3 separate regions of the Homo sapiens genome follow, and regions 1 and 2 are each linked to region 3. A link is a loop called in an ENCODE intact Hi-C map of the cell type or tissue named here. Cell type or tissue: gastrocnemius medialis. All regions are shown on one strand.

Region 1 (8,000 bases), 220 kb before region 3:
CTTGGGACAGTACCTAGTGCATGGTGATGACACAGTAAGTATTAGAATTATTTTATCTTCAGCAAATACAATGTCTGGCATCAGGCATTCAATCAATAGGTACTAGATGAATGCATACATAGATCAATGCATAAGCCTATGATGGAAGCTGGTGAACTCTCTTTTCCTAGAGAGCACTTAAACTATGGAAGAAAACCATTAGTGACCATTACTGTTAATTTGTTTTTTGTCTTTTGCTTTTTTTTTTGAGATGGAATGTCTCACTCTGTCACCCACGCTGGAGTGCAGTGATGTGATCTCGGCTCCCTGCAACCTCTGCCTCCCGGGTTCAAGAGATTCTCCTGCCTCAGCCTCCCGAGTAGCTGGGATTACAGGTATGTACCACCACGCCCAGCTAATTTTTGTATTTTTAGTAGAGATTGGGTTTCGCCATGTTGACCAGGCTGGTCTCAAACTCCTGACCTCAAGTGATCCGCCCCCTTCGGCCTCCCAAATGCTGGGATTACAGGCATGAGCCACTATGCCTGGCCCCCATTAGCGTTAATTTGCTTAACCCCCTTAAGCCTTTACTCAAAGATAACTTTTCGGTGAGGCTTTCTCCAACCCCAGTACCTCAAAACATTTCCTATATCTCCTTCCCTGCTTTATATTTTGCCTTGGCCCTTGACCCTATCTAAGATACTACAAGTTTAATTATTTATCATGTTTATTCCTGCCTTTCCAATTAAAATGTAAGCTTCCAAAAGCCAGGGATTTTGTTTGTTTCTGGAGAAAGACCTGGTAAATAGTAGATTATCAATAAAATTGATTGAATTGAATGCATAATCATATGGAAACAGGGCAGGGCAGTGCAGGGACTAGGATAGGGCAAGCTCTCAGGGTAGTGTGCTGAGCCTACATTTGCATGGTCTCAGAGTAAATGCCTCCTTAAAATTTGCAGCCGAGGCACCTCCTTGCTCACCCCAGTCCCAGCCCTGAAGCAGGGAATAGACCAGATCACCTAGTGAGATCTGTCTACTCCCAGGCAGTGGCATGCTGGTAGATGTTTATCAACCAGCTCTTTTAGGTTGGTAAGGTGGGGGAAGCCTTGATTTGTAATGTTTGCCAATATTCCCATCATGGCCAATTTCAAGCTATCAACAGAATGTTTATGAACAGAGTTGGGAAGAGATGTGCCCAGTGGGCTCTTGTGAGCTGGTACAAGTTGGCTCTAGCGCACCACTGAACAGGATTCTTTTTTTAAAAAAAAATAATTACCTTGTTTTTATTAATCTTTCTTAAATGTGTATATAGCTCACATTTATTTCAGGGTTTACCACTAGAAGTGTTTTGGTCTTTATTTAGAAGTTTGGCAATGTTTTGTGACCACAAATATGCTATAGAAACTTAAGTTGGTTTCATTATACATTGTTTCACATAAAGTTTCCAAGAACCTATCGAGGCTGTTAGTGAGGACTTACTGTACATCTTGACATGGGAGAATTGGGCATTAGGCATGAGCATGTGCCACTGCAGCAGGTGGTGGGCCGCTTAGGAGTCTGGATTACCAATTTCATCTGAACTCTTGGGCAGTCTTGAACTTTTGCTAAATGCAACCAGGGCCAGCATAAAAAACAAAAACTGCAAAGAGGAATTAAGAATAATGAGGGGATTAGCATTACCCATTTTCACCACTAAAATATATCCCAGAAGCGCATTATTCTGAATGGAGGGCAAGTAGTATCACTTTCAGGTTATGAGGGATAACAGAAAGGAAACTTCTGTTTTCCAAGGACTATGTGCCAATCCCTCTGCCAAGCACATACTCCTATAAAGTAGGTACTTCTACAATCCCCATTTTAAACAGATGAGGAAACTGAAGCCTAAATACAATAGATAATTTGCCCAAGATCACACATGCAGCAATGGCAAACCAGGATTCAAGTGGAAGCATATTTGATTCCAAGGCCCATGTACTTTTTCTTACATAGCATCATACTGTGCTATGGCATGAATATGGTGACATCTCCACAGGTATGGATTGAGAAACTTCTGTAGGCCCAGACATGTGTCACAGGCTGTATTTCATGAATTCCCTTCTCTGCATCTGGCCAAACCTGCACTTGTTCCAGAAGACAGGGGAAGTGGCTGTCTTATTCACCTCTCTATGCTCAGTGACCAGCATGGTGCCTGGTGGACAGAAGGCATTCAATAAATAGTTGTTTGAAGATGAAAGGAATAAAAAAAGAAATGAAGTAAATTGGAAAAAGGAAAGAATTTTTGTCCCATGGATATTGTTTGTGTTTATGGATCACTCAAGAAGACTTTAGACACAAAATTTGCATAGATACTCCTAAGCAAATTATTTCCAACTTCCATTAATTAATTGCCAGCAGTGGATTCCTTTTTATTTGTTATGCCAGAGATCATGAAAGCATGGAATCTGGGATAGATTCTGGAATTATCTTCACTGTAGATTGGCTTTCCTAACTGTTGTGTGCTTTGGCCGTGAGTCCCATCAGTCGGTACTCTCTGTGCCCATTCCAGTGTGCGTAAATGACTGGCAGCATTCAGGGATAACTTGAGTGTCAGAAGAAAAGGGCTCAGGCTTCAAAATCTCCATGGCTAATCTGTAAAGTAGGCAATCCTTCCGCAGATAATTGAACAGTGACTAGATTTAGTTACTGGCTAAATCTCAGGGGTCTTCCACTCAGTACCCTTACCCAGATATATTTCGTGAGATTTTCAAAAACAGATACAGACATGGTCTCTGGTTGTAAATTTCCCTCCTCTCTCTCTTTTCTGCTCATGAACATAACCAGTGCCAGGCCAAAGGTTGCCCAAGCTTAAATATTCTGGGCTGATTCAATGCCTGGGGATGTATGTTCTGATGCCTTCTACAGAGGTGGCCTGCTGAATGCATTTCGGAGATGCGTTTTGCTTGGAATGCTTAATATTTGGACATTATTTTTCAGTTAATTGACAGCATAAAAAAGCAAAGGAGATTCTGCATCAGTTCTTTTGATTTCTCTTGAAAACTTGGAGGCTCTAGGCATGCAGACTGACACACAGCAACATTGGGCTGGAGCTGAGTAGTGGCTGCCCTGTTCGAACAGAATGTGCATTCACTCCCTGATTCACCTCTGCCGCACCATCTACTCTTATCTGCCCAGCAGTAAGGCAGGCTGTCAGTTGCAGTTTGTTATCTCCCTTTGTGCAGCTATTTCATAATTTGGATGGGCATATGCTCTGTAGTTTGCCACAGAGAGAAGCCCACCACACCCACTAGACTGATTTCAGTTGCCTACCTGGCTCCTGTAATCACTATGTCTGTGTTTGAGCCTCTCATCCCTACTCTAAGGGGACAAAGCTGGTCTTAGGCATAGGCAGAGCTCGTAGCTGCCAGCACAGATCGGTAGGAAAAGTTGCCAACAGAAAGCCCGCATGCCTCAAAAATAGCTCCCTGGCCTGGTAACCTGCCTGCCTGAAATTCACACTATCAGTCACTTCTTGGGTTAAAGAGCTTAGTCTTCCCCTTCTCAAAGTGAAAACATATTACTTTGGAGAGGCAAACCATTATCCTGTGATGCTAGTTCCTGGGAACATGAGGGGAAAGGGTCTACTTTAGCAGCATCTCAAAAAGCATTGGGACTGCTGACACTGGCTCAGGTTACTTCTCTAGTCTCCAGCAAAGGAGAGAGGCAGAGAACAAGTAAGGACACAGGACAAGTAAGTTTGCTGAGGGGAAGCCACAGAGAAGGGCTCAGAGCCTGACAGCACACCCAGGAAGGGCAAGGCCTGGTGGCCAGCACTGGGGTCCTGTGGATAGGTGAGGGATAGAAGGCATTGCTCCAAAGGAGAGAGAAGTACAGAAGAGCATCAGCCTTTTGTGGCCAGTGGGCCCTTCAGAGAAAGAATGAATTTGTTCTTTAGAAAGGATTGCTTGGTTGGGTATAACTCACAGGTGGTGTGAAGGCCGGAACTCTATAAACAGATCCTCCTGCAGTTACCAGAGGCTATTTTTGCTCCTCGCAACATCATGTGCCGGGCAGACAGTGGCCCTGTTGGAATGCACAGAGAGCAAAGCAACACTGCAATTGGTAGCTCCCCAGGGAGAGGGCTTTTTTATTTTAATTTTTTCCATTTCCAGCACACTCTACACTGGTGCTTCACCATTCCCACCCCAGAAACCTAGCATTTATTAGCTACAACCCCTCCCCAGCAGCCTGGGGCCCTAAGTGTTCCATGTAAACCTCAGGCAAGCAAGACTCTCCCAACACCAGGGAACCGCCAAAACTAGCTTATCCACTGTTCCCAGCCCTGCTTCTCCAGACACCAGATGGATTCCAGGACTCTCCTGGTTCCTTTGCTTCCACTGCTCACAGGACATCCCACATGGCAAGAGGGGAGGCAGAGGAGAAAATGAGGGAAGTTTACTGGGCACAGTAGCTCACTTTTCTGTAATCCTAGCACTCTGGGAGGCCAAGATGGGAGGATTGCTTGAGCTCAGGAGTTCAAGGCCAGCCTGGGCAGTATGGTGAAACCCCCATCTCTACAAAAAATACAAAAAATTAGCTGGGCATGGTGGCACACACCTTTAGTCCTAGCTACTTAGAAGGCTGAGGTTAAAGGATCACCTAAGCTGGGGGAGGTTGAGGCTACAGTGAGCCATGATCACACCACTGCACTCTATCTGGGAGACACAGTGAGACCCTGTCTCAAAAATAAAATAGAAATAAAAATAAAAGAAAATGAGGGAAGTAGAGGCAGGTGATAGGAGGGATCATGAAAGGCAGGGGAAGGACTTTGTCTACCTTCATATTTTACTCTGACTCTTCCCCCTCTTACTGACTTCCAGCACAGGCTGTGTCCCCTGTGCCTCTCCAAGAGCTTCCCAACCTCCATTTGCACACCATTGTTCAGGGGCCTAGCTCTTTCCTCCAAGTTGCCTCCTACTACCTAGACACAGGCTGCATCATGCTGATTTACAGATTAGTCAGATGAAGACTCAACACCCACCTCCCCTCAGCCTTGGCAGCTTGCGTTGCCATGAGAGTGACAAGAAGGGTGGAAATACTTATTATCTACTTTATTTTATATTGAAGCCAATCCTCCCAGGGCCTACACTATTCCTCTCCAGCAGAGGTAGGAACTTGGAGAGACTGCATGAACTTTTCAGGCCGCTAGGAGTATTTGGAAGGTAATAATTTACTAAAGTCAGCCCTTGATTCCTCCCGTGACTTATCCACTTTGCGGATTATCTGTGGGTAATGCTTTTCTCTAAGCTGGCCTCCCCTGCCTTCCAGTGAGTTTCTGAGCTGTCTTTTTTCCCTGCTCCCACGACACCCTGTGGATATGTGCTTGAAGAATGCACACTTGAACATTTGCCTACGCAAAATGGAAATACAGAGGAAAATTGGGTGGAGGTGGGGCAATCCTCTAGTTCTTTCCTATGTCAGCCAGAAGTGATTTGGGGTGTTTAATTAAATCTGAAACTTCTGAGTGCATAGTATGCACAAAGGTGCTAGGGTTGGTATCTGGGGAGGCAATAATTTTATTTTTTCTACTTGGTTCCTTTTTGTTCCTTGGGAGTCCCAGGGATAGAAGAGAGTAAATGTGAATGAAATGAAAATGTGATTGACCCAAAATGCAAATTATACATCATCATCATCATCACAATGATACCTAACACTCACATAGCACTTATTATATACCAGGCAGAGTTCACAGGGCTTTATATGCATGAACTTGCTTAATCATCACCACTCTGATTCGAGATAATATTAACCCTGTTTTAAAGGCAATGAAAACGAAATACAGAGAGATCTAGTGACTTGCCTAAGATCATGCAACTGGTACCCAGGTAACATTCATCCAGGGTTCACAGCCTTGATACTATTCTAAACTATTTCTCACTACACACATTCTGTTGTTTCATTTTTCCATTGTTACAGAACTACCCCCAAACTTAATAAGTTAAAGCTGCAACCATTTTATTTGTTCATGATTCTGTGAGTCAGAAATCTCATCACAGTCTGAATGGTTTGTCTGTGATGTCCGGAGCCTCAGCTGGGATGGCTCAGACAGTTGGGGCATGATCAAGATGGCTTGACTGGGGGTCTCTGTCTGAAACCTCAGTTCTCACTGTCTACTGAGTTCCTAGATTGTCTTCCACATGGCCTTTTTGTAATGGCTGGTTTGGGCTTCCTCACATCATGGTGGCCTCAGAGTAGTCAGACTTCTTCTCTGGTAGCTGGCTATCTCTGAGAGAAAGAGGAAGCCTCCAGGCCTTTTAAAATCTGGGCCTGGAACTGGCACAGCATTACTTCAGCCATATTCCACTCGGCACAGTAAGACATGAGACCAGATCAAATGCAAGAGGAGAAAAATAGATTTCACTCCTTGATGAATGGAGTGACATGCACACATATATACTGAAACAAGTTATTAATGGTGGCCATCTTTGGAGACTATCACACTATTTATATATAGAACATACATACCATTTATATTATATTATATTATAAGTTAATATATTACTTCATATGTATGTGTGTGTGTATATAGATGTACACATACATATGAAGTGTATATAGATACACACACACGTTGATTTTTTTAATGTTGAAAATTGCAACTACATTGACCAACACCCTGCAACCACTGACCCCACTTAAAGATACTCAGTGAATTTTAAAATCCATTCCCAGGTCTGGATCCTGCTAAGTGTTTCAATGCCCCCTCCAGTATCTCAGCCAGGTCTCCTAGACCCCAATAACTTAGAAGACTATGATTCTAGGGTTGACACTGGCTGGGCCCTACATGCATGGAATTGCTTCTTTCTTCTGAGACTGTAACCAGGGGGTCCTCAAAAACAAAATTCTATCCCAAAGCAGTATCCCACTGGGGCTCAACCAGGGAACCCCAGACAGCTTGGCAGGTCCCATTGCCTTCAGCCATTGAAGACTGCAGCTGTGTGGTGGCAAGGGAGGAGAGTAGACCGAAGGACCTGAGGAAACCTGAATGGTAGTCTTGATTCAGCTTCTCTGCATGTGAATGGGAGGACATGAGAAGGAGGCACAACAGACATTTGGTCCTGAGTTATCATGTCACCTCACTGCCTGTAGACCTCAAATGGGCATGAAAAAGGAGTGTTTGGTTATTTCCCCTCCCCCAGAGATGCTTTCATTATCTCCTCTTTACCCCTCCTCATAAATGGCAGGGCCTTTGGCATAATGGCCATACTCCACTGCCATGCCCCGCCTCTTCTCACCTAAGCTAAGTCAGTTCCCTGTTATAGCCACTGATAGGTCATTCACTCATTCATTTTTTTCAATGTTTATTAAGGGCTACTATGTGTAAGGCACTGTTCTAGGCAATCGGGATACAACAGTGAACAAATTGGACCAAAATACCTGCCCTTAGGGAGCTTACATTCTATAAAAAGGAAATACACAATAAACAAAATCTGCAAAATACACAGTACATTAGGTGGTAAATGCTATGGAGAAAAATAAAACAGTAAGAAGGGTAGAGGAACTGGGGTGGTTAGGGGATTACAATTTTAACTAGTGTGGACAGGGAAGTCCTCTCTGAGAAAGTGACATCTAAGCAAAGACCTGAAAGAGGCGAGGGGGGGAGTTATGTTGAGAATAGACTCTAGGAGGAAAAGGACAGAAGCAAGGAGAACAGTTAGGGGGTATAGGAGATTGGATTATTGTTCTCAAGTTTTCACTCCCTTCCTGTTATAGAATTTTATATGCATACCCTCGTCATGCGACTTTGCAGTACTTCCTGCGAGAGCAAGCAGAGTATATTTTGCCACCACATTGATGCTGAACATTACCATGTAACTTGCTATGTCCAATGGAATGTCAGTGGATATGGCACTAGCAGAGATTGTAAATGTATTTGTATTATTTACCTGGCCTTTGTGCACCTGCCATCTTCTGTGAGAAGAACATGACCCAGTTGGCTGCTATTCCAGAATGAAGAGATACATAGAAAGGACACAAACCCAA
Region 2 (8,000 bases), 120 kb before region 3:
GATCTGTCTGCCTCCACCTCCCAAAGTGCTGGGATTACAGGCGTGAGCCACTGCGCCCGGCCTGCAGGCCACCTCTTTACCTGGCTGGTATAGCAACTGTTTTTTTCAATTTACTTTCCTGCCCTTGCTTCCTGTCTTCCACAGAGGAGTCTGGCCCTGGTGTCACCATTACTTGCTGTTTGCCCTGGACAGACAGTTCACAGGGATGTGTGTGCTCACTGAGCCTGCATGTAGAGCCAGTATGGGTTGCTTGCAGATGTTGGTTGTTTGGAAATGGGACCCACTCAGCTGCGGATATAACTGAGGCCATCATTTCCTGCCTCCAAATAGAGGCCTGCATCTAATCCTAGTAAACAGTTGTATGGGGCTCCAGGGCAAGGGATCAAAATTAGAACCTTAGTCTAGCAGAGGTGACAAAGGCCAAAGAAGAAAAACGTCAGAATAATCTGTCAGCCCAGTAGTAGAGGTTAGTTCATCTTGGTTGAGTAGTAGAAACAGCACTGGATTAAGGGTTAGCCAGACCTGGGTCCTGGTTGTAGGTTCATCACTAGCTGGTTGACAAAACTGAGTAATTTTGGCCATTCAGGTAGCCTCTCTGTGCCTCAGTCTTCTTATATAATAAGAAATAGAGTGTGGTAGTTAAAAGTGCAGGCTCTGGAGCCAGACTAGTCAGGTTCAAATCCCAGTTCTGCTGCTTTCTAGCTGTGCAACTCTGGGAAAGTTAATTGACATATCTAGGCATGGTTTTTGATTTGTTTTGTTTTATTTTGTTTGAGGTCTTCCAAGTTCATTATTTTTCTTGTTTATTGCTAGACCAGTATACCTAAAGCCTCTGGGTCTGTTTTCTTATCTGCAAAATGGGGATTAATAGTAGTATCTACTTTATGGGGTTCTTGTAAGAATTAAATGCATGACTACATGTGAAGTGTTTAGAATAGTGGTGCATGGCAAGTGTTTAATAAATATGAGTATGGCTGTTATCATCTGTAAGACAGAGATGATCTTTGCCCTTCTTACCTTATAGGGTAAATATGAGAATCAAGTCAAATAAGGTATGTGAATGTGCTGTGAATATATGAATGTGCTGTGAATATAAGAAAGTGCTATCAAAATGAGAACAATCATCATGTCTTGAGAGCAGGAACATTTAAACATTCCCTAGGCCACCTGTTTCTAGAATCAGATATTGATGTTATTTCCTTGGTAGCCTGGCAAAAGGGAGAAAGGTAGGTTTGTATGTAGGGTTATATAAATGCTGGGGCCATCAAGCAATGTAGATCCTGCTTTTTTCTTCCCAGTGTACTCAAGAGGGCTTGAAAGCCATGCATCCTAAGTAAAGTGGTTGGGGGATTTGGAATGAAACAGTATCATCTGCCATGATACTGTTCCTTCAGTACTCTTATCTTATTTAACAGCATCACAATCCATCCAGTGACCCAGGTTAAATCCCTAGAAACCTTGATACATCTCAATTCCACCCTCTTCCTCCTTTTCATCATCATAGTCTCAGTCATCTTGATTCTGCCTTTCATGATCTCTTCCATTTCTCTTCCTTTTCTTCTTTGATTCCCCTGCCCTGGTTCATGTTGTTGTTTATCACTGTCATCATCATCACCTGTCTTGTTAGAGCAGCCTTGTGATTGATCTTCTCTCCTCTATCCTTTACACTACTCTATCCTTTACTCTATCTACTACTCGACCCTTTACACTACTGCCAGAATGATACAAGTAAAATACATGTTGGATCATGCCATTCCCTTCCTCCAAAACCTTTGATAACTCCTTAATGCCTTCATCAGGGATGGTAAACACATAGATGCATACACTTTATATTGTCCCTGGCCGACTGTGCTAATCAATCATAGGCACGCTTTCCCAGGGAGAGTCCAAGTAGATTTAAAATCTGTTTAGCATAGCATTCTAGGTAGCCACTTATCAATCAGTCAGAGCTGGTATTAATATATAGACTAGGGATGGCACATAGATAAAGCCTGTAGAGAAATCTTAATCTCCTTATGATAGGATTCGGTATCTTCTGTGATTTTGGTCCCAACCTTTTTTTTCAGCCTTGTTATTTAGTATATTCTTCCATGTGTTCTCTGATCCAGCCACCAGCACCATGCACTTCCATTCTTCTCTGAGTTTATACTTTGTTTATGCTGCACTGTTAGACAGAAATATTCTTTCTTTTCTCTTCCTGTTGAAATGCTAGTTATCATTCAAGGCTCAGCCCAAACACTCCCTCTTGTGAAGCTGTCTTCAAGCCTCTAAGCCGGATTTAGCCTCTCTTGTCTATTTTAGCATGTTATTCTGCCTTGTATTATGTAATTGTTTGTGTATCTTCCCTACTCCTTAGATTGTATGTTCCCAAATGTAAGGTCTATGTTTTTATTAATTTTTGTATCCCCCGCACAGCTTCTGGTACATTCTAGATTCCTAATTTTTTAAAAATTAAGTCTAGTCCAATCCCTTTGTTTTCCAGATGAGGAAACTGTGGCTTAGAGGAAAAGGTCATTAGTTCATTTTGGGATTTGTTGATTTTCAGATGTTTGAGATGTTGAGGATGGATTGTCCAGCAGGCTATTAAGATGTGGTGAAGGCTAGAAATGTTGATTTAGGAGGTATTGCCTTCGAGAAGATAAAGGAGGAGAAGAGGAGAGCATCATGCAAGCTAGAGAAGAGAAAGAAGAAAAGTATTCTGGGGAATGTCTCCTTTGGGAGCAGAAAGAAGACTCTGACGGAGCAGCCATCCAGGAAGTGGAATGAGATCCAGGAGAGGAAGGAGTTTCAGAAGGCAGGAGCTGGTCCTCTATGTCATGAAATGTAGAGGGTGAGGCCAAGGAGGACCTGAGAGAAGGTAATTAGATTTGGTGTTTACAGGCTGGTCCCTGTGGCCAGCCACCCCACCCACTTTAAAATATTTACTCTACAAATGTTAATGTGTGAAGAGTTGCATGCCAGAATATTTATGGCATCAGTGTTGGTGGATACAGAACATTGGGAAACAACCCATTAATAGCAGAATGGTAAATCTGGCCAGTGAATAGTATAGCTTTTTAAAAGGAGGCTGATGTCTGAATTCACTTTCAAAGTTGTTCACAATGTATTGCTAAAATACAAAAATGTTGCAGAACCATATGTATGAGAGAAACCCCTTTTTCTAAAAAAAAAAAAAAAAAAAAAAAAAAAGCCCAAGCAGCCTCTTTATATGTGCATGTTTATGAGCACATTTTAAAAATCTGGAAGAATGTATACTAAATAGCACTTACTCCTGAGTGATTAGGGAAAGAGGGGAATTCTCATTTTTTAATGACCACATTTCTGTATTATTTGAATTTGGTTTAAGTGTAGATTCCTTTAGTAATTAAGAGAAATACTTATTTAAATAAAGAAAGGATGATTGGCAGCCTGTGAGAATAGCTTTACTAAAAAAGATTCAATGGACAAAGGAAGCCAACTCACGAGAGAACATTTGGCAACTGAGAAAACATCATGTGTTTTGGAGGCTGTGCCACAGGTGCCTTGCTGTCTGTGTGGCTGGTGGGGGTGAGGCAGGGGGCATGGAGAGATTATGGCTGGAATGAGGCAGTTACCCCATTGCCAGGAAGTTCAGTGGAAAGGGAGGGGATAAGTAGAAGAGTAGCTAAGTGGCCAAGAGGCAGGCAGGGGCTGATTAAGAAGGAATTAAAAAAGCAAATCTGTGTGTGTGTGTTTGTATGTGTGTGTGTGTGTCAGACAGTCAGATTCAGTGCTGAGCTGCAGAGGGAGAAGGAAGGGGACACTCATTGCTATGAGGAAACATCAGTGTGAAGCGGGGAGCAGGGTAGTTGAGAAGGGACAAATGGAATACCAATTTTAGTAGTAGGGAAGCTTCCAGAAAAGCATGAGATCTCAGGCCAATTAAGCCTCTGATACATGTAATGGTTGGGGACTAGGCTGGACTAGCTAATCGCCTTCTCTAACGGTAGGTTAAGAAAGCTCCTTTTTGTTTATGTTTTGGTTACAAAAAATGTTTTGGCAGTAGCAGACTTATTGTACTGGCTCAGAGAATAGTCTGGTGAGTGACTGAAATGGAATTTTTGTGAGCCCTTGAAGGCCTTTAAGTCATCTGGACCTGCTAAAGTTTGGGACTAGAAGTGGAGATGGAGAACAGTGGAGGTCAGAGTCCTCAACCCTGGCTGCATCTCTCAGTCACCTAGGGCAGCAGATAATAAAACACAAACCAATGCCTGCTCCCACACCCTGTTCTTAGATAATTGATTACACTTGGGGCCTGGACATAGGCATTTAAGAAAAAACTCCTCAAGTGATTCTAATCTGTAGCCAGGGTTAGGAATCAATAGTTGAGAAGACTGGATTAAATGTGTTCTGAGCCTAAACTGACCACTAGAAATGTGTGTGTGTGTGTGTGTGTATTGAGTGATATCTCAATATAGTTATTTCCTCCTCTTTATTCCCAAAGCCTTGGGAGTGGACTGCTTGTAAAGTGTTGGTCCCATAGCCTGCTAGTTAGTTGTTTACTTGTCAAGAGAGATCTAAGATGTAAGATTCTCAATAATAGTAACTACCTTTATTGGGCCTTTTCAGGGATAGGTTTTCAGACTTACTCTGAATCATACAGCTTGTAGGATGGGTGCCAGCACTAGGACCCATATCTGCCCCTTTTGAGCAGAGTGCCTGGCATATAGGTATTTGATCATTGTCACATGATGTGACAAGGAGCTTTGTTTCTTTGTGCAATGCTTCTTTTTATTAAAAAACCCAGCGGTGGTAAAATCTGACGTATTTGAAAAGTCTGGTGGGAGAGAGGTTTGAGGAGAACTGCCTGGCATTCAAAAAGCTTATGATATGTTAGATAGTGTGTGGTGAATCTAGATCACATAACATGTATTAAGCAATTACTCCAGGCCTAGTCGTACTAGAGAGATACAAAAGTATTAGATGTGGTTTCTGCCCCCAGGGAACTTATTATCAAGGCTCATTAACAGTCTGACTACTGTATTTTCAGGTGGCAAGTATGTACAGAATTTATGACCAGAAAATGCTAGAGATCAGAGAGGCTTTCAAGTTCCTGAAGTTCAAGCCCGTCGTTTTGCAGATAGAGAAAGAAGCCCAGAGCAGAAAGCTGCTTGCTGAAGGTCACACCACTTGGGAATGGCAGAGCCAGGGCTGGTGTATATGGCCTTACCCTTTGAGGTCCTATTACACTCTGTTCTGTCGCCCTTGAAGGACAGGTGAACCTAATGGCCTGTGTTAAAACTTTAACGATATGCTTTATGCCTCCAGGCCTCCTTATGGTTTGGGGGAGGGGAGGTTAAATTTTAGTCTTTCTTAAAACCTTGAGTGGGAAGGGCCAGCACTGGTTACCTCTGGCTCAAGCCCAAGAGTTCTAAAGATGGCTAATTTTCCCTTTACTGAGACAACCACTGATTCTAGTCTAATTAGGGCACTTTCCTACTCCTCCTAAGGGTCTTTCCCAAGCTCAGTGTGTTTATGACTTTTCTACTTCAGTTCCTCATTTTTTTTTTTCCTTTTTGTGAAACTCACCTTAAAGACAAGAGGTGCCTGTCCTTATGGGTGGGCCTGAGAGTTAGAGGAGTGGGGCCAGTTCCTAGTGATACTAGCATCAGGCTGGTTCTTTTGGCCTTGTCCCCTGCTACTTCCCAAGCCAGAAATTTAGATCCAAGTTTGGGGCTTTCTCAGAAGGTTCAGGTATAATTCAAGGTAGAGGTATTCTTCCTTCCAGACCCCTCTCCCCACACAGTTAGTATTAGGGTATAATTCTAGTCACCACTAACATCTATTGAACGCTTACCAAGTGCCAGGCATCCTGTGGAATAGATGCTATTATTTGCATTCCCATTTTATAGATAAGAAAAATAAGGGTCAGGGAGGTTACGTAACATACCCAAGGTCACACAGCTAGAAAGTGACCAAGCTGGTATGGATGTGTAGATCTGGCTGACTCGTTACTGTTAGGCTAATGGAGCCTAACATGAAAATAAGTTACTAATTATATTTTTGTATTGACGAAGAACCATTTGCCAATTTTCTGCAAGCCAATTTAAAGAACTGGTTGAAAGAGAAGCATCCTACCTATAGTTCTGTTCCACTGTGGGGTGGACTGTATCAAGAGGCTTGCCAGTCACCTGCATTTGTCAAGTAAGTCCCTTCCCTTCTCTGAGATTCAGTTTCTGCCTCTGTAAATGAGAGGGTCAGACCAGATGGTATCTAAGACCTTTTCTGGCTTCATTTGCTACTTCCTGGTAGAATGGAAAAATTGTAGAATTGGATGAAGGACACAATGCATTAGAAACACAAATGTGGAGAGAATACATAGTTCATCACGGATGGGTTAGTTAGCCAGTTACACACTGTTTCTGTTTTCCCTTGTGAATTTATAATGAAACATTTTTTTTTTCTTTTCAGTGAGCTTCTTGCTAACATCAGAAAGTACTAGCTTTCCTTTTTTGTTGTTTGGTTCTTTTGTTTGTTGGAGACAGGGTCTTGTTCTATCACTCAGGCTAGATGCAGTGGTGTAATTACAGCTCAACTGTAACCTCGAACTCTTGGACTCAAGAGTTCTTCCACCTCAGCCTCTCGAGTAACTAGGACCACAGGCACATGCCATCGCACCTGGCTGATTTTTAAATTTTTTGTAGAGACAGGGTCTCACTGTGTTGCCCAGGCTGGTCTCGAACTTCTAGCCTCACGTGATCCTCCTGCCAAAGTCCTGGGATTACTGTTGTGAGCCACTGTGCCTGTCCTCTAGCTTTCTTAAAGGAGCTGTTATTTAATTTCAGGGCTTGTAGTCTCTAAAACTGTTGGTAAACGTTGAATAAAGGCTGAAGGGTAACAGGGCACTTAAATACGAGATGCCATGTTTTATGGCTCTGTGTGAGAATTAGTAAAATTTGTGTTCTGTTTTACAAGAGGGCCTTGGGAGATGATGGTTTCTAGAAGAGAAGCAATTGAAACAACAGATTGTACATGTAACTTTTATCTCCTTGCAGGGTTTAAGAGCAGGCAGATACATAACTAGGTCTAGTGTATGGTATCATTCATTTATCTGTGTGTCGTGAAAAGATCTTGTATTCAGGAACACTAGGTTAATAATCTACAAAATCTAATACTATTAGAATGGTAGGCTTGATCTTAAAATTTTTATGTTGTTGTTATTGTTGGGTGTGTGTGTGTGTGTGTGTGTGTGTGTTGGCATATGTGTTCTTGAACCCAGTGGCCTTTATTTTGGATGGTTTGTATATCAGCTTGCATCAGGGAAGGCTCTGAGGGCTTGTCCCCAAAGCCAGGCTCTTTCCTCCTCTCCTGCTGGCTCACGTATGTCTCCAGGTTCTTATAAGGCAGAATAGACTAGGTACTGCTATTAGAAGGAACAAAATTATTTACCTTGGGACAGGAAGGAGAAGCCCTAACAGGTGGGCTCTGATGGCAGTGCTGCTTGGCATACAGTCAGTGCTACACAAATGTTAAGCATTCTGCTCACTGGTCCTAGGTCAAAGCCCTTGGGATGCTCATCACTTGTGGGCTCAGGTATCAGGGCAGCTGAGTTAGAAAGCCCAACAATATTGCTATACAGAGGGAGTTAAAAACCAGATGGCATCAAAACCCAAGCTGCACACACATCTTGTTCTTCAGCTGCCAACTCTGCACCTCAATCTGATTTTACCTTATTCTCACCTAGGTCTGGGTAAGTTCATGTAATTGCATGTTCCTGCCATGAATATCCTGGTTTTCAGAAAAAGAGTGAGTGAGATGAGGCCACAGTGTGGCAGTATTTGTTTTGTTTGTTTGTTTTTGTTTTTAATGTTGCTCAGTCATGCCACGAAATGGGTACCTCCTAAACACTAACTTGGATACCCTGCTGGTTTGCTGCCTTTCAGTTTTCTATTCACATAATTATTGTTTGCATTCCCATTCTAATTTTGGCCTCTGGTCTCAGTAAGAAGGAGAATTGAAATACTCAGTGTCACACTCATTAC
Region 3 (8,000 bases):
TAACCTATTTCCTCTTTCCCTCCCCTGGCTTTGGTTGCAGTGGCATATGCACCTAGTTCAGTACTCTTTGTGGCCCCCTGAAGTAGAGAAGTCTTAGAGTAGGGGTGAGGCAGCCATCAGAGGAAGGAAACTGCTGGTGGGGACAGTCTCTTGGCCATTCCATCTGAAGTCTGTAGTGTAGCCATGGTGGCTGCAGAGATGCAAAGGGCCAGTGACAAGAGGCTCAGGAGCTGGGAGGCCTATGTTGCAGGGCAAGTTTGGCTACTGTGTGATGTGTGGCTGGGGCACCAGACAGTAGGCAGAGCATGCTATGAAGATGAGGATCATTTGAACAGGAAGGGACTGGGCTAAATCACCATGTGGAGGGACGAGTGAGGACATGTGCATGTCCTGCCCCTGGTCCTGTTGCTGATACCACTATGACTACTCCCATTCATAAGGGTGGCTCCTCCCCACGGGGCATCTCCTGTCAGTCGGCCTTCTGTGGGAGGGAGCGAGTGAGCAAAGGATAGCTGAGTGTGCTGGCTAAGACTATAAATTCTAGAGCCAAACTGCTTGGATTTGAATCCTGGCTCTGTCACCGAATGAGAATGTATCCTTGAGTAAGTTATCTAACTTTTCTGTGCCTCAGTGTCCCATCTCTAAAATGGATATAATTGGAACAATACAGTTCTTATGAGGATTTGTTTAAATTAACAGTTTACAAAGTGATTTTCATAGTTCATGGCATAAAAGAAGTACGATGTGAGTTTTTGTTATATTTTAAAAATTTTAAAAATCATACAACAATCTTAGAAGACTTACTTTCATTTTACCGATGCCAAAACGGAGGTGGAGAGGTTAAGGGCCTTGGCCAAGGCCACAGAGCTACCGAGCAGCAGAGTCAAATCTAGAACACAGCTTTGACATACTCCAAAGTCCTAGCTTGTAACTGCAATGCTTAACTGCCTCCCTGGACATTCAGGTGGAGACTTTGCTTTCTAGGAGAGCTGGGAGGCAGGGTGAGGCAGGTGGGCAATGTGAGTCAAGGTGGGTGGTCAGCAGTTGGAGTCTGAGAGGTTGGGAGAAGTACTGCTTGAGGACACACCTGGGACTAGTGGCTGCATGCCCTTGGCCCGGCTCCTTGGTTGGGGAGAGCAGCCTGGCTTCCCAGGCCCATTTCAGGGACAGGTCAAGTCCCTTAGGTGCATGAAGGTGCTGATTTCAGCCAGAGAGCTAAGCCTTCTTGGGACTTTTTCCTTCCTTCCCTATTTTCCAGGTGACCTCAGTGAAGTTAATAACCCTTTTGCACCTCAGTTTCCTCATCTGTCAATTGAGGATAATACTTTACCTGTCTGCTTCCTGGGTATTTTGAGACATTGAGTAGATTGTGGATGTGAAATCATTTGAAAAGCATAAAGCAGTACCTAAATTTAAGATACTAGAGTGATCTCAGACCACATTACTGTGAGGGTCCAGTGTAGATCTCTCAGGCCTCTCCATAGCTACCTTGTGCTGATAATGCCCAGTGTCCAATTTCATGACCTTTTCCAGCTGGGGTCTACAGTGATACTTGGACTCTTACCTCCTTTTCTCAGTTTTTACATTTCCCTTGGTGAGTGTAAAGTAATAGTTGAGCAGCATGTGGGTCCCTGGGAAATTATTTTCCGTGTGGATTTTTATTTTTAAGAGCCAGAGCCAACGTCTGTGTCCAGCCTCCACAGTTGTCCCAGCTCCCATTCTGGGAGCTCTGCCATCTTCTTGGTTTCAGCCCTTGGCATAAGACAGACCTGGGCTCCTGTGGCTGGGGAGCCTGTAACTGCCTCCTCTCATTAGCAGACAGTCTTGGTTATGTGCTTGCCCTGTGGGGAACAGGGAGGCAGCTGACCCTTTCCCCTGGGTGCCTTTGTCTGTCCTGGCATACTTTGGGGTGTGTGTGTGTGTGTGTGTGTGTGTGTGTACACGTGTGTGTGTATGTTAGAGATTCTGTAAGCCCAAGAGGCTAGGCCTCTTGTCAGCTGCCAAAGTTCTTTTTTCCCCAGAATTGAGTTAGCCACCCAACTGTTTCCATTCTCTGCCCGCTGCGAAGCTCTACAGCAGGGCTGCTGTGGCAGGTCAAAACATGCTCTGCTTTGAGAATACAGAGATTCCATTTTGAGAGAGATGGGAAACAGGAGCGAGTGAGTGGGTGTGTTGGATGTAGGGAAAGTGAGGACATTCTTTTTGGTAAGCTGTGCCAAAATTGGCCCAGAAGCTTGGTCTAAACTCAAAAGTAGGGCTAATGCTGGGCTGACACCCAAATATCCAATGGGGAAAGTTTATTCTTGGATCTAGACCCTATGAGACCTAGCAATCATTTTTTTTTCTCATCTGGAATATGGGGATAATTCTACTCCATATATTCTTCATGTCAAATGAGAAATAAACTTGTAAATAGTCTACCGTCTAGTCTCCAGGAGCAGGAAGTGACATAAGGTTGTGATTCTTAAAGTATTTTGCAGAATACAAACTGTTACTAAAAAAAGAATCACTTGCTAAATAAGTTTGGGGAACACTGGATAAACAATGGCATGTTTTTTGTCTGTAGGGGCCACTCAGGTCCTTCATATTCCAATAATACACATGGGAAACCACCAAGGGGATATATTATATACTACATCTCCTAAATTTTTAACCAAACTTTCTTAGTGGAGCATTTACAAGTACCTTCTCTACAAAAGACATCTAGGAAGATCCTGATCTAGATCAGAAGAATATTCATTTTGTTCTTTTTTTTTTCCTGCAATTGTAAAGAGAAGTGAATTGGTGAAATGCATGGGATTGCTGAAATATGGGTCCTGAACAGCAGGGGAGGTCAACTTTGGACTCTGTTGAAATGAATGCTTCCTGCTCTAAAACACTTCTCTCCCTCCTATCCTCACAGCTCCCCTTTGAATTGGAGATTTACTACATTCAGCATGTTATGCTCTACGTGGTACCCATCTACCTGCTTTGGAAAGGAGGTAAGGCCAGCAAACCACATTCCTATGTAACCCCCACACCTAACCTCTCCCTTCTGTTTTTGGGAGTCACAGCCTCTTGGGTGCTTCCCAGGATCTTCAGCTGCCGCTTGACTGAGTTTCTTCAACATAATTTATGCCGGGCACCAGGAAGTGGGGAGATGGGAATGGACGAGGCCTGCAAGGGGTCTGGGGACTTTTTAGACCCACCCTTCACTGGGTGACTATGGTGCTGCTGACTGTCTGTCACAGGGCCTGGGCTTTGGGTTCTTGATGGTGGCATTGTGTTTGCATGGAGCCCCCCACACTGTCACCTTCTTGTACTTGTGCCTTCCCCCTGCCTCAATGTGCAGTGTGGGATAGAAGGAGAGAGTAAAGCACTCGGTCCCCTCAAGAACAAAAGAAGATATTGTAAGGGGCAAGAAGTCCGGGGACCAGGGCAATTATGGGATTGAGGGGAGAGGCAGGTGAAAGAGTGGTGGTCACCCATGTAAAATAAACCACTGAAAACCTTCATTTGGTGAAGAGGGAGAGACCACCAACCTGGTAGAGGCAGCCTGGAAAGGAAGCTGATCTATTTGTAACCTCTCAGTGACCCTTAGATTATCCCTTCCCTCTATTGTGTAACAGACAAAAGGAAAGGGGTGCCTATCCATCTAGGCTTGTTGTGAGAGCCACTCCTTCTCAGTGTTCTTTACTTTCTGAAAGGCCCTGTGACTGGAAGTCATCCTCTTTTAGTTTTAGCCCCAGCCTCTCTATCTCAGTTGCTGAGACTTTTCTGCTCCTACCTCACTCCAGGCAGCAAGGGTTTCATTTCTACCATACTGAAAGTGGCATGAGGCCACATGGGCCCTTGAGCTCACTGGAAGATAGTCTGGGAGTTCTGCTGGGCACTGCTGCTTCTTGGCTTATGCGTGGATGCTCTAAATCAGGCATTCCGGCAGATCTTAAGATCTGGTGTGAGATAGCCCCAAGGACTGGTCAACCCAGGAACATATTACAGGATGGAGTCTACTTATAGTCCAGAGATTTGCCTCCTATGCCTTGATTTCTATCAGTTCTCCATACTTGCCTAAATATTCTTTGAGACTGCTTTTACCCTGTGCGGCCACTTGGGGTCTCACGATGTCCCAAAACACTTCCTTTTAATTTGCTGTAAAAGCACTATTTTCCTCACGAGGCTTTAAGGAAAGTCTGAAGTTCCAATATCCAGGAGACTTGTGCCATTTCTCAGGTCTGTCCCCTGTGGCACAGGAAACAGCCTCTTAATATTAAGTCTCAGAAATACACACATTCTGAATAGAACCAGGCAGATAGGTGTTCCTGGGCCTCAGAACCCTGCTACTCATCGTTCCTGGCTTCTGAGGTGTGTGATGGAAGTCCTAGCCAAATCTGCATGGCTGTTATTTAAACATATTTGTACTCTAAGGTCACCATAAAAATCTGTCAGGTAGCTGGGTTAGACTGGTCTGACATGGAAAATACCAAGTAGCCATCTTTCCTCCCTCCAAAAGAATAATCCAGGAAGCCACATCCTCAAGACTTGGCTAACTCTAAGATAATTGTATCTCCTTAGAGCAGATCCTCCCGATAGCCCAGTTCCCTAAGTGGCGAGGTGAGAGATAGTAGGGCTGTAATGAGAGACAGTATGCTCTGTTATTGCTAATAACCAATAGATACCCTGGTGCAGTGAGGGTTTAGCTTGCAGCACCAGTGGAGTGATCTCACCAAACTGACTTTTTACTCCAGGACCTCAATGAGAGCATCTACCACCCCGCAGAAGTTGATGGGCCCCAGTACCTTCTATCTGGCCAACTTTGAGCTATTTTGAGGGCTCATCTCCCATCTCCCTTTCCAGCTCTTTACTGCCATCTGCTGTTCACTTGGGGGGAATTATGAGCATTGAGAGAAACATCTGGATTTCTTCACCTTTGATCCCAAGCCTTGGACCTAGGCCTTGCAGAGGGAGAATGGATCTGAAGCAAGCTGTCAGAAGATTAGTTTTCTGTAAACCAAGAAAGCCGAGAGTCTGGGGCTTCTGTTCCCTAGAAGTCGCTTGTAATTTTGTAGAAATAAATGGCTTAGCAATTTTTACCCAGTACAAGACAGCTCTCCTATAGGTATCTCCCATGCCCAGGAACCCTGTTTTCCTGAAAGGCAAGGTCCTGCTTGAGCATATAGTGCCTCTTCCTATGGTTTGGGGTGGGTGGGTAGGTGGCGCCTTGTGGGAAACCCACTCATCCCTTATTGTTGCAGACCTTATGCACTGTCACAGTACATGGGACCTCTCTCATCCACACTGCTCTTTTCTTCCTCTGGCCTGTCCCTTCATTTCCCTGTTTCCTTTCCTTCAAACTTGTTGCCTGTGGCCCTCTGGAACTCTATTTCTTTTTTTTCTGTGTTACAGTATTTTTAAATTTAATTTTTATTAGATACTGACAAATTATGCTTTTATATATGTGTAGGGTACAAGGTGATGCTACGCTATATGTATACAATGCAGAATGATTGAATCAAGCTAATTAACAAACTATATTTCTTACAAACCACTCCCAACCCCACCGGCAGCTCTGCATGGGGCACAGAGCCTTCCTGTCTCTTGCCTACAGCTTCCTCTAATGGAGGCTGCTCTTTCTGCCCTGCCCCATATGCTGCAGAGCCCCCTCTGTCTCTTCTAGAGCACTATCTCATCTGTACGTTAGGGGAAAAAGGCTTTCTCTTTTACTATTCTCTCTCTTTTTTTTTCATCACCACCATCACTTGACCTCTTGGTCCCTTCCCCTATATTCCTAGAAGTCACTGGCCTGTAGCTCTCAATATTTCCATTATAATTTGAGCCAACATCCTGAGAGACTTCTTGTAAGGACCACCCATCCACCCCAGCTTCTCAAGGTTTGGGCTTCTTAATTGCAGTGACCTCAGCATTCCCTTCTTTTCAGCCACCAGGACCTTGTTTTCCCGTAAAGCTCCTCTATGTGAGAACGTAACTCCTGTTATGTTCTTTCTTTGACCCAAATCTCCACTCCTTTCCTCTTCTTCCTATTCAGCTTGTATCTCCATGACCTATCATTGAAACTTTCACTAGCTCCTGAAAGTGTCTCACCTCCCTTGTCCCTTCCAACTGGGATCAGTGTCCCATGCCTTTTCAGTGTGCCCAGTCTTGGCCTACTGGAGGAGCTCTTTCAAGCCATTCTGATTAGGGCCATGAAAATTTCATGATGTCTATTATAATTGTGCTCTCAACACCATTGCTCAATTTATTTTCTGTCTATGGCCAGCTCCTCCACACATTGCCCTCACAAGTCCTGTGCTAAATCTTTACCACCCTCCTCAAATTTCCTGTCTACTCTGTTCAAACCTTCTGTTCTCTCCACCCTCAATAGATCCCCCCTCTCCCCACAAATGACTGAGAAAATTGAGGTTTTGGGATGGAAATTTCCTCAACACTTCTCTCTACCTCTACAAGCTTCTTTACCCACATCCATCCCTATCTTCCTCCTTCTCATCCTGGAAGAAATGGTGTTCATTCTGTTCTGGCCAATAATATCCCTGTGCGATTAGCTCCCACCCCTGCTACCACCTCTGGAGCCTCATTCTATCAATTAATCACTTATGTACCTGGATATTCTTTTTCTTTCTTTTTTTTTCTTTTTTTAGACAGGGTCTCACTGTATCACCCAGGCTGGAGTACAGTGGTGCAATCACGACTCATTGCAGCCTCAACCTCCTGGCTTACATGGTCCTCCCACCTCAGCCTCCTAAGTAGCTGGGACTACAGGCACATACTACCACACCCGGCTCATTTTTTTTTTTTTTTTTTTTTTTTGTATTGTGTAGAGACAGGGTTTTGCCATGTTGCTCAGGCTGGTCTTGAACTCTTGGGCTCAAGTGATCTTCCCACTTCAGCCTCCCAAAGTGTTGGGATTACAGGCATGAGCCACTGTACCTGGCCATTAGCTGAATTTTCAACCCTCTCTTCACTGCTGGCTTTTCAGCCAATACAGATGTTCAAATCTTTCCCATTCTAAGAAACTTTCTCGCAATCCCATACAACTCTGTCTTCCCTCTTCCCTTCACACCTAAGCATCCTAAAAGAATAATCTAAACAACATTTTCTAAAATTTAGTTCTTTGGGCAAGACAATTTTTGTCTTATCCACGTAACCATGTGTGTTATTATGTATGTAATACATGTCCTTAAATCTATTGAGTTTTTTTTTTTTAACTAAAATATATACGCTTTCAAGAGAAGCCCCATAATATCCATGAGATTGTGGCTTTGATTTACTGGTTATCTATTTTAACACAGTTTATATACAAAACTATTAAAAATGAAATGTTTATCTGTTTGCCACCTGAAATCACCTCATACATGGTGCATAACTTTGGGAGACACTGGGGTCTGCCCTTGAGTTTTCTTCTCAATTACCCTTTATTCCTCAGACCATTTACTCTGATATCTAACCCTCTACCAGACTTTTCACAGAAATGGTGCTTCTAAAGATCACCAGCAACGTCTGTCTGACCAAATCTAATGACCATCTCTCAGTCTTTATCCTACGGAATGCTGTTGCATTGGATGGTATTGATCACTCCGTTTTGGATTGCTCTGCTTCGGGGCTTCCAAAGTTCCTCCCTTTCCTGGCTTTCCTACCTCACCAATCATGTCTTCTCAAGTCTCCTTCACAGGTTATTTTTTCTCACTCCTCTGAGATGTTGAGTTCTGTTCTAGGCTCACATCTCATTCTAATTGTCTGGTATGGTTTTGCCTGCTTTCACGGTTTAACTACTAGTCTGTCTAGTTATGGCTGCTACATCACTGTCTACAGCTCAGACTTACGAGAGTCACATTCATATAGTTTACTCAACTTCTCTACCTAAATGTCTCAAGCATATGTCAAACCCAACCTGTCTGTGTCAAACTCATTATCTTCCCTGTCAGCCCTCCTGCTCTTCTTGTGGTTCGTGCCAAGTAGCAGCATCCAATCACCCCAGCTAAAAACTGGGAATCATCCCTGCCTCC

Evidence for each region. A loop is a pair of places that touch in the nucleus more often than their neighbours do. Peaks named below come from ENCODE experiments on the same cell type or tissue, not always from the same donor. Only the 100,000 strongest peaks of a DNase experiment are listed, where the experiment ranks them.
Region 1: it touches region 3 in a loop (4-fold over the local background); 70 of 110 quality-filtered maps call a loop at or near these places.
Region 2: it touches region 3 in a loop (2.8-fold over the local background); 4 of 110 quality-filtered maps call a loop at or near these places.

The regions. Positions count from the first base shown.
Region 1 is chrX:109,923,796-109,931,795 of GRCh38, forward strand. No RefSeq gene overlaps it. Among named protein-coding and RNA genes, the nearest start is that of TMEM164, 75 kb to the right of the region's middle. In gastrocnemius medialis, no CTCF peak of the experiment used is centred here; DNase peaks (open chromatin) are centred at 2,506 and 4,006; H3K27ac peaks cover 5,263 bases.
Region 2 is chrX:110,017,807-110,025,806 of GRCh38, forward strand. All of the region lies in intron 2 of TMEM164 (transmembrane protein 164), which reads left to right. Among named protein-coding and RNA genes, the nearest start is that of TMEM164, 19 kb to the left of the region's middle. In gastrocnemius medialis, no CTCF peak of the experiment used is centred here; DNase peaks (open chromatin) are centred at 3,525, 3,765 and 5,165; H3K27ac peaks cover 8,000 bases.
Region 3 is chrX:110,141,896-110,149,895 of GRCh38, forward strand. TMEM164 (transmembrane protein 164) reads left to right here. Exons shown (of 7, transcript NM_032227.4): 5 at 2,903-2,981. Among named protein-coding and RNA genes, the nearest start is that of MIR3978, 64 kb to the left of the region's middle. In gastrocnemius medialis, CTCF peaks have their summits at 4,084 and 4,856 (motif pointing left); DNase peaks (open chromatin) are centred at 446 and 1,796; H3K27ac peaks cover 4,755 bases.